Regions from separate parts of the Homo sapiens genome. Here region 1 is linked to region 2. The links are chromatin loops, found by intact Hi-C in ENCODE. Cell type or tissue: mammary epithelial cell. All regions are shown on one strand. Links, peaks and the distances in the headings refer to the core of each region. The heading gives the core; the rest is flanking DNA. Region 1 has its middle 140 kb from the start of UST. Region 2 has its middle 160 kb from the start of SASH1.

Evidence for each region. Peaks named below come from ENCODE experiments on the same cell type or tissue, not always from the same donor. Only the 100,000 strongest peaks of a DNase experiment are listed, where the experiment ranks them.
Region 1: a loop joins it to region 2, with 11 times the contacts of the local background. A loop is called at or near these places in 2 of 110 quality-filtered maps.

The regions. Positions count from the first base shown.
Region 1 is chr6:148,605,720-148,612,587 of GRCh38, forward strand. No RefSeq gene overlaps it. Among named protein-coding and RNA genes, the nearest start is that of UST, 140 kb to the right of the region's middle. In mammary epithelial cell, for the core only: a CTCF peak has its summit at 3,042 (motif pointing left); no DNase peak of the experiment used is centred there.
Region 2 is chr6:148,174,504-148,181,371 of GRCh38, forward strand. No RefSeq gene overlaps it. Among named protein-coding and RNA genes, the nearest start is that of SASH1, 160 kb to the right of the region's middle. RefSeq lists an enhancer at 1-134. In mammary epithelial cell, for the core only: a CTCF peak has its summit at 3,313 (motif pointing right); no DNase peak of the experiment used is centred there.

The DNA.
Region 1 (6,868 bases), core at 1,574-4,073, 430 kb after region 2:
TAATTTTGTTTGGTATTAACATAGAAACAATATTTTTCTTATTTACTTTTAAATGTTAGTACGATATATCTTGTTTTATCTTTTTAACTTCTGACCTATTTGTGTTTTTATGTGTAAAATGAGTTTCTTGTAAGCAGCATATAGTTGTCTTTCTTTTTTATCCAATTTGACAATCTCTTTTAATCAAAATGTTTGAACCATTTACATTTAATATGGTGTTGATCCTTATGAAATTTTCATGAGCTCTTCTTCCATGAACTTCCCCACACTCCCCAGTACTCTGCCCTACATGTTGTAGCCAATTTAGCCTCCTCATAATTCAGTCTGTGTCTCCTCAAGTAAAATGAATCTCTCTCCAAGATTCATGATCCAGAAACACCCTCAAGCAGATAGCTGGGTTCACTTCATTTGTCTCTCTTCTCCCAGGAATCACATCCCTGCATTGCCTGTTGCCTAATATCCCAAAGCCGTTTCCTTATTATTTTGCCAATTTTCTAGTAGTTTATGATGGGAGGGTAAATCCAGCTCTAATTATTCAATCATGGCTGAAATGGATGTCTCCTTCAAAATCTTTTTAAATTAATAAATTAGCTGAAGAAATCATGACATATACAGTGTCAAAGACTAGCTATAAAATGATATAAATTTGTATATATATACATGTATATGTGTGTGTGTGTGTGTGTATATATATATATATATATATAGTTGGTTGGTGCAAATGTAATCACATATTTTTGCCATTAAAAGTAATGGTAAAAACCATGATTATGTTTGCACCAACCTAATATACAAATTTAATATAAAATAATATAAATGTGGCAGTATAGTATCTACTTCACTAGGATCCCTCATTTACTACCCATATCCTAGCACTGGATTCTCCCTCAGTGTAATGGCAGTTGGCCTCCTCTTGTCATTTGCACCTTTCTGTATTGAAAATCACAGTGCAGATGTATGCACCCCCATATATCTCATTCTCTAGTCAAGTTTTTCAATGCAACAAAAATGATTTTAATTATAAAAGTAAGGGTAAACTGTTAAAAATCACTGTCCAGGACTCACTGAGTCCCAGCCCTGAGGATAGTTTTGCTTGAACTGCTTTGGGATGCAGTTGTTCTCTCATGCTCACATTGTTTTGGGACTAGTATCCTTTATAGCAATGTCCCTGAGAAGTCCGTATTCCCTTTCAGTCTAGACAGAGCCAGGAAAGATTTGTTTTTAACAGAGTGCAAATGATTTCTGCTTTATGCACTTCATCTGATATATTTATTCTTCTCCAACATCATCCTCTTCTTCTTCATTATCATTAAAATTTTAACAGCAATTTTTTAAAAAATTAAATGCTTGTTCAATTTTTTGATTTAGAAACATTATTATATACTTACAATTAATACAATTTTGTAAGGAAAGTAATTATTAACTCCTACTCTATAAAAATGAAATTAAACACATAAATGTTACAAGACTTGCCCAAGGTAAGGTAGATATAAATAACAGAGCTAAGATTAAAGTCCAGGCCTTCTGATTACAAATCCCATATAGTTTTATCACCATACCAAAATACCTTTTCTCTGGTCCCTCTCTTAATTAGTGATAAAATTGTTTTTTTCTCAACTAATCTTGCCTTCAAAATTCATGTTTGATGTAACTTTTAGTTATTATTATTTTTTTTGGAGATGGGGTCTCACTCTGTCGCCCAGGCTGTAGTGCAGTGGCACAATCTCGGCTTACTGCAACCTCTGCCTCCCAGGTTCAAGTGATTCTACTGCCTCAGCCTCCCAAGTCTCTGGGATTACAGGCACATGCCACCACGCCTGGCTAATTTTTTGTGTTTTAGTAGAGATGGGGTTTCACGGTGTTGCCCAGGCTGGTCTCGAATTTCTGAGCCCGGGCAATCTGCCCACCTTGGCCTCCCAAAGTGCTAGGATTACAGGTGTGAGCCACCGTGCCCGGCCGGTTTGATGTAACTTTTAAAATATTTCAGAGGCTTTCAACCTTCCTGGAGTCACAGAGCAGCATCCCTTATATAAATATGTTAAGAGAATCTCTTTTTAAAGAAGGTTCACAGTATAAATGTTTGCTGTCGGCACTTTTGTCTTGATGACACATAAGGATCTTAAAAGCTGTTTGTAAGTCCATTGGTTCATGAATCCAAAGTATCACTTTCAAATCAATTAAAATATCCATATCTGTGTAAAGTTAGGCTTTTCCAGAGAGCACACATATTGACGGCATTAGTTCAGACTTTCTTAACTTTCTTGGCTCTCTTCTTATGACTCTCATCACTCTTCCTAATTTGCACTTTTTGGAAATGATGAAGTTAATGATGTTAATAAACTAACTCAAAAAACACAAACACAGGCCGGCCGCGGTGGCTCATGACAGTAATCCTAGCACTTTGGGAGGCCAAGGCAGGTGGATCACCTGAGGTCAGGAATTCGAGACCAGCCTGGCCAACATGGTGAAACCCTGTCTCTACTAAAAATACAAAAATTAGCCGGGCATGGTGGCGCACGCCTGTAGTCCCAGCTGCTCAGGCGGGTGAGGCAGGAGAATTGCTTGAACCTGGGAGACATAGGTTGCAGTGAGCTGAGATCATGCCACTGAACTCCAGACTGGGCTACAGAGCGAGACTCCATCTCAAGAAACAAAACAAAACACACAAGCACAATCTGGCCTGCAGATGTGCATGTGTTTCATCTACACAGTGCTGCTATGTGAATTAGCTGCCAAATTAAAAAACCAAGAGCATTCAAACGAAAGTCAGACTTTTCACATGAATTTTCATACTCTCTTGAAAAATCAGGGTATCTTACAATAGTGGGCCTCTAACCTGCGCGATAGCAATGGTCTAGAGCTGAGATTTGGCTGTCCACTTTTGACTGGGCAGACACAGTCATTCACAGTTTCACTCCCTATTGCCTTACCTGGGTCTCACTTCATTCACTTACTTTACCTGCCTGAGTTTATGATTTTGGCCACAGAGTAACAAACTTAAGCCAAGACTAAAATGTCTGTGCACAATCATGGTGCCATCTGTTGGTGAAGAGTAGAAATGGTGGGCTTTTGCTCTGAAAAGGAACTTTGTTCATCTGTATCAACGGTTTGAAAGTTTGTAAATAGCAAAGCACCAATATCTATTAAGTATTAATATATAGCAGCATAATTACTCCTCATGTATCCTACAACTATGTACCTGCAATGGACTGTAATTCACCTCGTGATCCCCAGAGGCCTTGCAGATTTGTGTGTGTGTGTGTGTGTGTGTGTGTGTGTGTGTGTGTGTGTGAATGTGTGCATGTGCATATACCCTGTGGGATACAGAAAGTGAAAAGAAGTTAGCAGTCTGTGCCCTTGTAACTCTTCTTGCAGACCTAGCATTGCAGGAATTTGTTCATCTGGCTTTTTGGATGAGGTCCCACCTTTTCTGCATTGCCATTGAACATGACTTCTCATCACATAGCAGAAAAAGCATGGCATTTGAAACAAGAAACTCTTGGTAATAGCCTTATTTCTGCCATTCACTGACTATTTGATCTGAAGCAAGCTACCAAATTTCTGTGGTCTTTGGTTTTCTCATATAAGAATCAGGATGATAACAACTGCAACACAGCAAGATAGTTGTGATAAAATGTATGTCAGAGCTCCACAGAAAAACCTACCCTACTTAATCATGGCATAGTATTCTAGAAACAGAGGTGGTGGAAGATACAAGTTATGCCACACACCATGTTTTTTTTTTTAACATGCTTATATTTGCCTTTAAAAAATACACACACACACAACACACACACACACACCCACACACACACATATATATATTAAATTATAGATTCAGGGGATACATGTGCAGGTTTGTTACATGGATATATTATGTAGTGGTGAGGTTTGGGCTTCTAGTGTACCCATCACCTAAACAATGAACATTGTACCAAATAGGCAATTTTTCAACCCTCAACCCCCTCCCACCCATATACCATGTTGATTCGCTTAATGTGTCAGCCTGGAGGTTTGAAACACATTTCATTAATTTTGAAATTTCATTTTTTAAATTTAGCAGAAGTCAATATATTTTCAAACTATCTCTCACACAGTGTTTCAATGCTAAAATGCTATTTGATCAAGTTGGTAAAATTATGCCCACAGCTCTGCTATTGTAACGTTGCTCATCCCCGGACAGACCTTCCATGTAGGATATAACCAGTCTTCAAATTTAAGGGTTAAAAACCTCCCTTCCTGGGAATGTTCAGCCTTTATCATGGCTTCAGCATCATATTCTTGCCAGTGATTCTTTTTTTATGACCTTTCACCTGACATCTACGCACCTCATTGATTAAGAGATACTTTAATTTGGACTTCATCATCTTACAATCATAAATTCAAACCCAAATAGATTACTTTCTGAAGTCTCCTTTCTGTCAGTGGCATCAACATTCTCTCAATTCCATGTAATGTAGATTTATTCACTGATTACCACAGACACTGTGGCTGGGTTTGGAGTAGACCATGACCCATTCTCCTTTATTTCTTGCACCTAGTCTTAATAGATCTTTTTCAATATCACTTACATCTCTCTTTCCTTTTCCATTTCACTTATACCAAGTTAGTCTAAGGCCTCCTTACTATCATCTGAATCATGATGGAAGACCTTAGTTTATCCTGCTTCTTATCCAGCTTAAGGGTCCTGAAATTTAACTCTTCATCAGAACTTTCTAGTGATTTCCCCCCAGACTACTCCATTAAGTCTGAGAGCTTCTGCCTGTCCTGAGGCTTTCCATATTCCAACCTTACCTATCTTCATTCTTGTCTCCTTTCTCTTAGACAAACCCTCCACCCCTGCAGCCTAATCTTGGCATATATGCCCACCACAGTCTCTTGGCTTCAGTATTTTTCCTATATGGACACTCTTCCTCTGTATCTATCCAAGTCCAGCAAGACCTTAGAGGTCAAGGCCATCTGCCACCCCCTTTCTAAGACTTGTTTGACTATTTCTTCCTATACTTGTTTCTCTCTTCCTGAACTTCTACAACAGTAACAATCTGTGCCAATTATCACCCTTGCTTATCTATGCCTCTTGTTCACAATCATTCACGAGTGCATTCATCTTCAATTAAACTGTAAACTCCTTGAAGAGAGAGATCACAGCATGCTGAGTCTCTATCTCATCAAGTTCCCTGAACGTGGTAAACACTGATTGAAGGAAAAATAAATGCTTTGTTGATTTATTGGCATAAGTGTATTTAATATTAGCTTTAATTAGGTTTTCACAAGGCTTAACTTACTTTTCAATATATGCATCCCTCTTGGGCAAGTAACTTACATTCTTTAATAAGCCGAATAGAAGAAATGCTATAACCTGCTTTTAAAGTAAAAATTGAGACACAATATGATGAGTATGATGTACTTTTCAAGGCAATGGTACAGTATTTGAAATCAGGCCTGTTCTAGAAAAATCTAAAATATTTGGAAAAAATATCACAAGATCTCCTAAATTCATCATATTTCTAATACTTAAATATCTTGAGCCCCAAGAAGGGGAATCAGGACAATATTGGCTATAGAAGCTGACAATGGGATTGATGGCCCAAGGAAAGTGACAGGAACCTTCCGCCCACACAAGTACCATGTCATTTTTCCACGAACTGGGCCTGCAGTGATTAACTATGTGTACTTGAGAACGCTTCCAAAGGTTTGAGCAATCCATCTGGCAGAGGCGTTTGACACTATGGGATTTGTTATTGCGGTGCTGTGCCAGCACTGAGACTTATTTAATTGCCTTAGTCATCAGGCAGCAAGCAGTGCCACTAATCTTGGATCTTACTGAGTGGCGTCTGGCTTGTGCGTTTCAAAGACCAAACAAACAAAACCAAACAACGGCAAAATTCTCCCACATTTGGGTCTCAGGTCTGGAGGTTCTGACACCACCTCCCAACCACTCCTGCAATTAAACTGTAAGCATCAACCCTGTGTGAAAGAAGCAGAACTGAGATGGAAATGACAAGAATGGAAGGCTCCCAAAAGGCTTGTCTCCCTAGAACACAACTGCCCTGTCACACATGAAAGGTCTCCAAATTGCCAGTAATTTCTCTATATTTGAGCAAAGTCTCTAAGATGCCCCAGTTTAAACACAAATGTATTACCTGCCTAGTTACCTGTTAACTCCTTAGTTCTCTGCTCCTGTCTGTGAGAACTAGCTAACTTCCTTTGGTTGGATACTGAGAGAATTGAAATCAAGTGAATTGATTGTTTCGATGGGTTCAAAAATGCAAAGGCTGTGACCAAGGCATACCATGGGCTAGGAATAAGAGGTATAGAAGGATGTGTTCTGAGAAACTAGCCAGCATGATGAGACGGAAGAGGAGCTGGGAGAAGAGAAAACTTCCTACTTCATGGTTTTGCCTATATCTGACTTAACATTCAAACCTTCATATAGCAGAGATCATTAGACTAGAGCTAGCCATTGTTCTGTGAAGCTCTTTAACTTTGCCAGTTGACACATTAGAAACTTACTCAAAACTTCCTCCCAACTTCTAAAAGTTCAGCCAAGAAAAAAGAATTTAGAAGGCAAGGCAGGGAAGATAAAAACCAGACATTCTGTTTCCCAAAAAATTGACTTCCTTCTTCCCTTTGAAAATCTCCTTTTCTGCAAAATATTGCCCTATTGTGGGAGATTTTGCTCTTCTACCTTAAAAACTCCTGGAGTCCTCCTTGCACTGTTTTGAGATGTCTCTAGGATAAAATAATCCCAAGACAACTGAACTCCTTGTTGCCCATGGTAGGAGAAGTAAAAAGCAATGAGACAGGACTGAGGAAAGTCTCACATGAATGGGCAGCCTCCCCCTGGGAGGAATAACTGGCCAGAAGG
Region 2 (6,868 bases), core at 2,168-4,667:
TGCCAGTTTCTTCAGGCCAGGCTCCAGGTAATCTTTACTACCCAATCAGAATTGGCTCAAGAAATTCAAGCCACTTGCCTTCTGGGCCTTAAAGCCTCCATCGGGCCTTCTAAGATTTCTTTTTTTTGGTGGGGGGAGTGGGATGGGGAGACAAGATTTTGCTTCGTTGCTCAGGCTGGAGTGCAGTGGCACGATCACAGCCAGGCACAGTGGCTCATGCCTGTAATCCCAGCACTTTAGGAGGCCAAGGTGAGAGGATCACTTGAGCCCAGGAGTTCAAGACTAACCTGGGCAACATAGTGAGATCCCTGTCTCTACAAAAAAAAAAAAAAAAATTTTAATGAGCCAGGCATGGTAGCATGCACCTGTACTCCTAGTGACTCAGGAGGATGAAGTGGGAGGAACCCTTCTGATATTTCTGCCCTAAGAGTGCTTCCTCTCCTGATCTCTCTTAGGCCCATCTTGTTCCTGGATGCTTATTTTATATGCATCCAAATATGCACAAGACATATATTCAGTATCACCAAATAGTAGTTTTATTGTATGTAATAAATCCTTGGCTTGGCGCACTCTTATATAGATTAGAAACAGTATTCTTTATGTCAATGAATGTCACCACTTCTGTCAAGTACTTCTAGTTTCTACAGGCTCAAGAATACCTTTTCTTGACAATGGTTCAGGATATAGGCTGGTATTCTGCCAGCCTTCTCACTGTTAGTTCATTTCTTTAATAGCATCTTGGTGAGAGTCTTTTCAGAACCCAGGGACTCCAGCCTCCACCCCTTCTATTAACTAAAAATCCCTGAATAACCCTCCATATGGTGCCGGCATGGCATTTGATAAATACCTTGCTGATTATTTATCTGACTTTACATTTATTTTGACAGATTGAGCACGTTAGTCTGTATTGAAACTAAGCTCTTGTTGTAAATATCTTCCTACGGCTCTCTGGCGCTGTGTTGAGTGATCTACTGAACTTCTGCCACAGCAAACTTGGGGGAAATGAGGAAAAGGAAGGCACACTCTGAAACAAAAGCAGACAAAAGCAATTCTGAAAAGCAAGAAAAGGGACAGAACTCCATTGGAGGTCCTGGTGAATATATTTGTACCTTCTGTCAGCACGTCTCGTGACTGTAAACTGCTGTAACTACCAGGATCAATAAAGGGCAAGGCCTTGAGATAGTAATTATGCTAATTGGTAGTGACTAGAAAACACGCAGGCTGCAGGATAAGCAGACAGTGTCTTGGGAGAAACAGACACATTTGTTAAGAAGGGCAAGGTCTGGTAGGCTTCGTGAGACTTTTCCTATAATCAGTTTTCTAAGAAACACCACGTGCATCAGCCAACATAGTTTGAGTTCTTCCCTCGGTAGAAGATTGTACCAGGCACTGCAGAAGAATATCCAAGAAAGAAAGACTCAGCACCTGCCTTCTGGAAGCTTACAGCTTAGCTCATTCTCCAGGCATGCCCAAGCACGTGCACACACGCACACACACACACACACACACAAATTGAAAGACATTTTTACTGTATAAAAAATTGTCAAGAACTGAGAATCTGCCAGATATGGTGACTCATACCTATAATCCCAACTACTTAGGGATGCTGGGATGGGAGGATCACTTGAGGCCAGGAGTTCAAGACCAGGCTGGCCAATGTAGTAAGACTGTCTGTTAAAAAAAAATAATTAATTTTATATTAGCTGGTCTTGGTGATGCACACCTGTAGTCCCAGCTACCAGGGAGGCAGAGGCAGGAGGATCACTTGAACGCGGGAGTTGAAGTCTGCAGTGAGCTCTGATTGTACCACTGCACTGCAGCCTGGGCAACAGAGTAAGACTCTATGTTAAAAGATTTTAAAATTGAGAGAACTAAGAACGTAAATACCAGAATGCTATCAAAATGAGAAGGGACCAAAGTCAAGTGGTTTGTAGGTACCATGTTTGAGATGGAGCTTTGACTAGAGACTGGATGAAGGCATCTCAAGGCAAGAGATTTTTGTTCTTGGTAAAGAAAGTTAAGAATCTCTGACACAGAAGCTTCCCAGTTGTCATTGTATTACAGTTGCGAAAAACACCTTATTAGATGTGGAAGTTTAAAAGCTATCATTTACCATGTCCATGAATGTAACATGGATACTGCAATGAACTGAAAGTTTGTGTCCCCACAAAGTCCGTATGTTGAAATCCTAACTCTCAATGCAATGGTGTTGGGAGATGGGGCCTTTGGAAGATGATTAGGTCCTGAGGGTGAAACTCCCACAAATGGGATTAGTGCCCTTATAAAAGGAACTGCAGAGAGTTCTCCAGTCTCTTTCTACAATGTGAAGCAACAATAAGAAGACAGAAGTCTGCAACCCAGGAGAGGGTCCTCACCAGAACCCACCCATGCTACCACCCAGATCTTAGACTTCCAGCCTCCCGAACAGGGAGAAATAACCTTCTGTTGTTCATAAACCACCCAGTCTATGGTACTTTATTATAGCAGCTCAAACTGGCTAAGACAGACACTATCTTTGAACTGGTAATCAAATTAGTTAATCAGAGTGTGTGGATAGGTACCAAAAGAATAGACAAGCCAGTTGATTCACATTAATTACCTTGCTGGGCCACTGTGAAATTCTGAACTTTCCAATAAGCATTGACGATTAAAATTTTAGACAAAATTTTCTCTGGTCATTCGATTTATATATAAAGCTCAAGTATGAATAAAGCCTAAATATAGCTTAGTTAAATACATGAAAATTTAGAAAGACTATTGGAACGTCCTGGCTCTGTAAATATCAAATTCCTTTATCTTAATTGCAGCCTCAAATCACTAGCTCCAGTTATGAAAGATTACTTTCTCCAGAAACTAGACTACAGAATAGTAAGTAAAGTTTTCTATTATTTTATTCCATGAAAGAGATATGGGAAATCATAAATACCACACTTATCCTAAGTATCATATTTCAGTGTTTAAAGAAAATTCTGACAGTTCTGATTAAATAGGTCAGATCCGAAGGATAAGATTCACCATAGAGCTCTGGACTCCAATGTATGTCTTTTAAAAGAATGTCCAAACAGCACTATCATGTGAATTTCGTGTATTGGGTGTTCCGTGATGTTGGGTAGTGTAGAAAGAGACCTGAGCTAAAACCTGTGATGATAAGTCATTTCCCCTCCAAGGGCTGGCTGCAGCTTCCACTCTGCAGAAGGGATGAAGTTGGGCAGGGAGAGTATGACCTGGATGATCTATGAGAGCTTTGGAGTTCTGAACAAACGTTGGAAACGGATTTAGGGAACATGTTTGCAGGGTTGCATAACTGCTACCAGCAGGGGGCAGCACGGCTCAGATAATTACTATTTCTTGCCCTTCCTCATTTAGGAAAAACCTATGGAAAATAGGGACTTACCCCTCAGCCTTCAGGAGTCCTGTAACATATAATGGACCAAAGCCAAGGACTGCCCTTGCCTCCAAAGGGTTTGATTTTTCAAGACACAAACACCCGATAGGTGCACCGTCAACGACATTCCCCACGGACGCCTTCAATGATGATGTGACTTAGTGTTGACTTTCCTTTTTATCTTTGTCTTCTCTTTATTTCCTAGTTGTTTCTAGTCAGAGGAAGGATAGCTTTATACAGAAATAGGATTTATTTATTTATTTATTTATTATTTATTTTAATTGATCATTCTTGGGTGTTTCTCGCAGAGGGGGATTTGGCAGGGTCACAGGACAATAGTGGAGGGAAGGTCAGCAGATAAACAAGTGAACAAAGGTCTCTGGTTTTCCTAGGCAGAGGACCCTGCGGCCTTCCGCAGTGTTTGTGTCCCTGGGTCCTTGAGATTAGGGAGTGGTGATGACTCTTAAGGAGCATGCTGCCTTCAAGCATCTGTTTAACAAAGCACATCTTGCACCGCCCTTAATCCATTCAACCCTGAGTGGATACAGCACATGTTTCAGATAGCACAGGGTTGGGGGTAAGGTCACAGATCAACAGGATCCCAAGGCAGAATTTTTCTTAGTACAGAACAAAATGAAAAGTCTCCCCCGTCTACCTCTTTCTACACAGACACGGCAACCATCCGATTTCTCAATCTTTTCCCCACCTTTCCCCCCTTTCTATTCCACAAAACTGCCACTGTCATCATGGCCCGTTCTCAATGAGCCGCTGGGCACACCTCCCAGATGGGGTGGTGGCCGGGCAGAGGGGCTCCTCATTTCCCAGTAGGGGCGGCCGGGCAGAGGCGCCCCTCACCTCCCGGACGGGGCGGCTGGCCAGGTGGGGGGCTGACCCCCCCCACCTCCCTCCCGGACGGGGCGGCTGGCCGGGCGGGGGGCTGACCCCCCCACCTCCCTCCTGGACGGAGCGGCCGGCCAGGCAGAGGGGCTCCTCACTTCCCAGTAGGGGCGGCCGGGCAGAGGCGCCCCTCACCTCCCGGACGGGGCGGCTGGCCGGGCGGGGGGCTGATCCCCCCACCTCCCTCCCGGACGGGGTGGCTGGCCGGGCGGGGGGCTGACCCCCCCACCTCCCTGCCGGACGAGGTGGCTGCCGGGCAGAGACGCTCCTCACTTCCCAGACGGGGTGGCTGCTGGGCGGAGGGGCTCCTCACTTCTCAGACGGGGCGGTTGCCAGGCAGAGGGTCTCCTCACTTCTCAGAGGGGGCGGCCGGGCAGAGACGCTCCTCACATCCCGGACGGGGCGGCAGGGCAGAGGTGCTCCCCACATCTCAGATGATGGGTGGCCGGGAAGAGGCGCTCCTCACTTCCTAGATGGGATGGCGGCCGGGAAGAGGCGCTCCTCACTTCCTAGATGGGATGGCGGCCGGGCAGAGACGCTCCTCACTTCCCAGACGGGGTGGCAGCCGGGCAGAGGCTGCAATCTCGGCACTTTGGGAGGCCAAGGCAGGCTGCTGGGAGGTGAAGGTTGTAGCGAGCCGAGATCACGCCACTGCACTCCAGCCTGGGCGCCATTGAGCACGGAGTGAACGAGACTCTGTCTGCAATCCCCGCACCTCAGGATGCCGAGGCTGGCGGATCACTCGCGGTTAGGAGCTGGAGACCAGCCCAGCCAACACAGCGAAACCCGTCTCCACCAAAAAAATACGAAAACCAGTCAGGCGTGGCGGCGCGCGCTGGCAGGCTGAGGCAGGAGAATCAGGCAGCAGTACCGTCCAGCTTCAGCTCGGCATCAGAGGGAGGCCGTGGAGAGAGGGAGAGGGAGACCGTGGGGAGAGGGAGAGGGAGAGGGACAGAGGGAGAGAGGGAGAGAGGGAGAGGGCAGGATTTTTTTTAAGTAAGAATTCTTTACCAATCCTTCTTTCCCCAACATAAAATCTCCTATTTGAAGTGAAGTTTGAGGTAGGGACTCGAGAGGCAGTGCCTCAAGAAAGCCACACATTGTACAATGGAGAGCAGGGATGAAAACATTGTATAGAAGGAAATGACTCTTCCTTTTGTTAGGAAAGGAAAAAAGAAAAAGAAAAAAGCCATTAGCTGAGCAGTGCTGCCCCCTGCAGCTGAAAGGAAATGAGAAAAGAGGCTGAAATAATTGAGCTCCCTTGTTCTGTGAATTGTGTTTTCTTTGCAGGATTAAGTGTTTATTTAAAAATCCAACTTGCATTATAGCAGAATACTAAATTCTGTCTTCTAATTAATTTTTAAAGCTCAGATTTGATAGCAGGATTAATCTTAGCCTTATTTTCAAGACAATTTAAAAATTACTAGAGAACATTTGTTTCATTTAATAAAAACGTATTACCCTACAGTAAATTGCAATTCAGATTATACGTTGAGCTTCCATTTGGCTGAAGTATGTACTCTTGAACGGCTTTGTCTAAAATTAGAGACCATTTTCCTATAAAACAAGAGTGCTTGAGGGCTTGAACATCCAAAAATGTTACCTTAAGAGTAACGGGCTGTGGTATAGAAACTGCCATCATCAGATAATTACAACCACTTAAATGAAAGCACCTCTATCCACCCTTTCTTTTCCTTCCATCTTCTTTTTCTATGGGTGCTGTTCACATGCTGTCATAATTCCAGGGAGAGTTGCATAATGGAAAAAAACAAAAACAACCCTGTGCTTTGAGCTAGGGATCCAGGGTTTAACACCCTACTCTGCACTTTACAGTTTGTTTGACCTTGAACTGGCCACACAAGTATTCTGAGCTTATTTTTGCCATCTCCAACATAGGAGAAATAATAAGACCTATCTCACCAGGCTTTTGTGAGAACTGACTGAGAAAACAAAGAGCTCCTGTCAACCACTGGATGATGGTAGCTGGGGGACTTCTCTTAAGATAGGAAGTCAGCAAGATGGCTGTCGCGGATTCCTCTTCTCCATATGCGCATGTCAAGAGACAGAGGCTAATTCTCCTCTTCTGAATCTGGGCTGGCCTGAGTGACTAGTTTGACTGATAGAACCAATGGCAGTGACATTCTGGGACTTCTAAGGCTGGGCCATAGAAGTCTTACAGCTTCCACCTGTGTCTCTTAAATGCCTGCTCTTATAATGTTATAATCTTTCACAACCCAGCCACCAGGCTGTGGAAAGCCCAAAGCACATGGAGAGGCTATGTGTAGATATACCAGTTGGCAACCGAGCTGAGCTCCCAGTCAGCAGCTAGTGTCAACACAGGCCACACGAGTGAGCCATCTTGGGCATCTATCCCACTTGAGCCTTTAGACCCTTCAAGCTCCAGCCGTATGACAGATCCTGGACACAGACTACCCACTGAGCCCAGTCAACCCTCTGGGCTACAAGAGACGAGCATAAACTGTTATGTTAAGCCACTGAATTTCGGGGTGTCTGTTACATAGGCAATGAAAGATAATCGGAGAAAGCTACAGGGCAATTTTCTATTTTAAAGAGCAAATAGAAAAA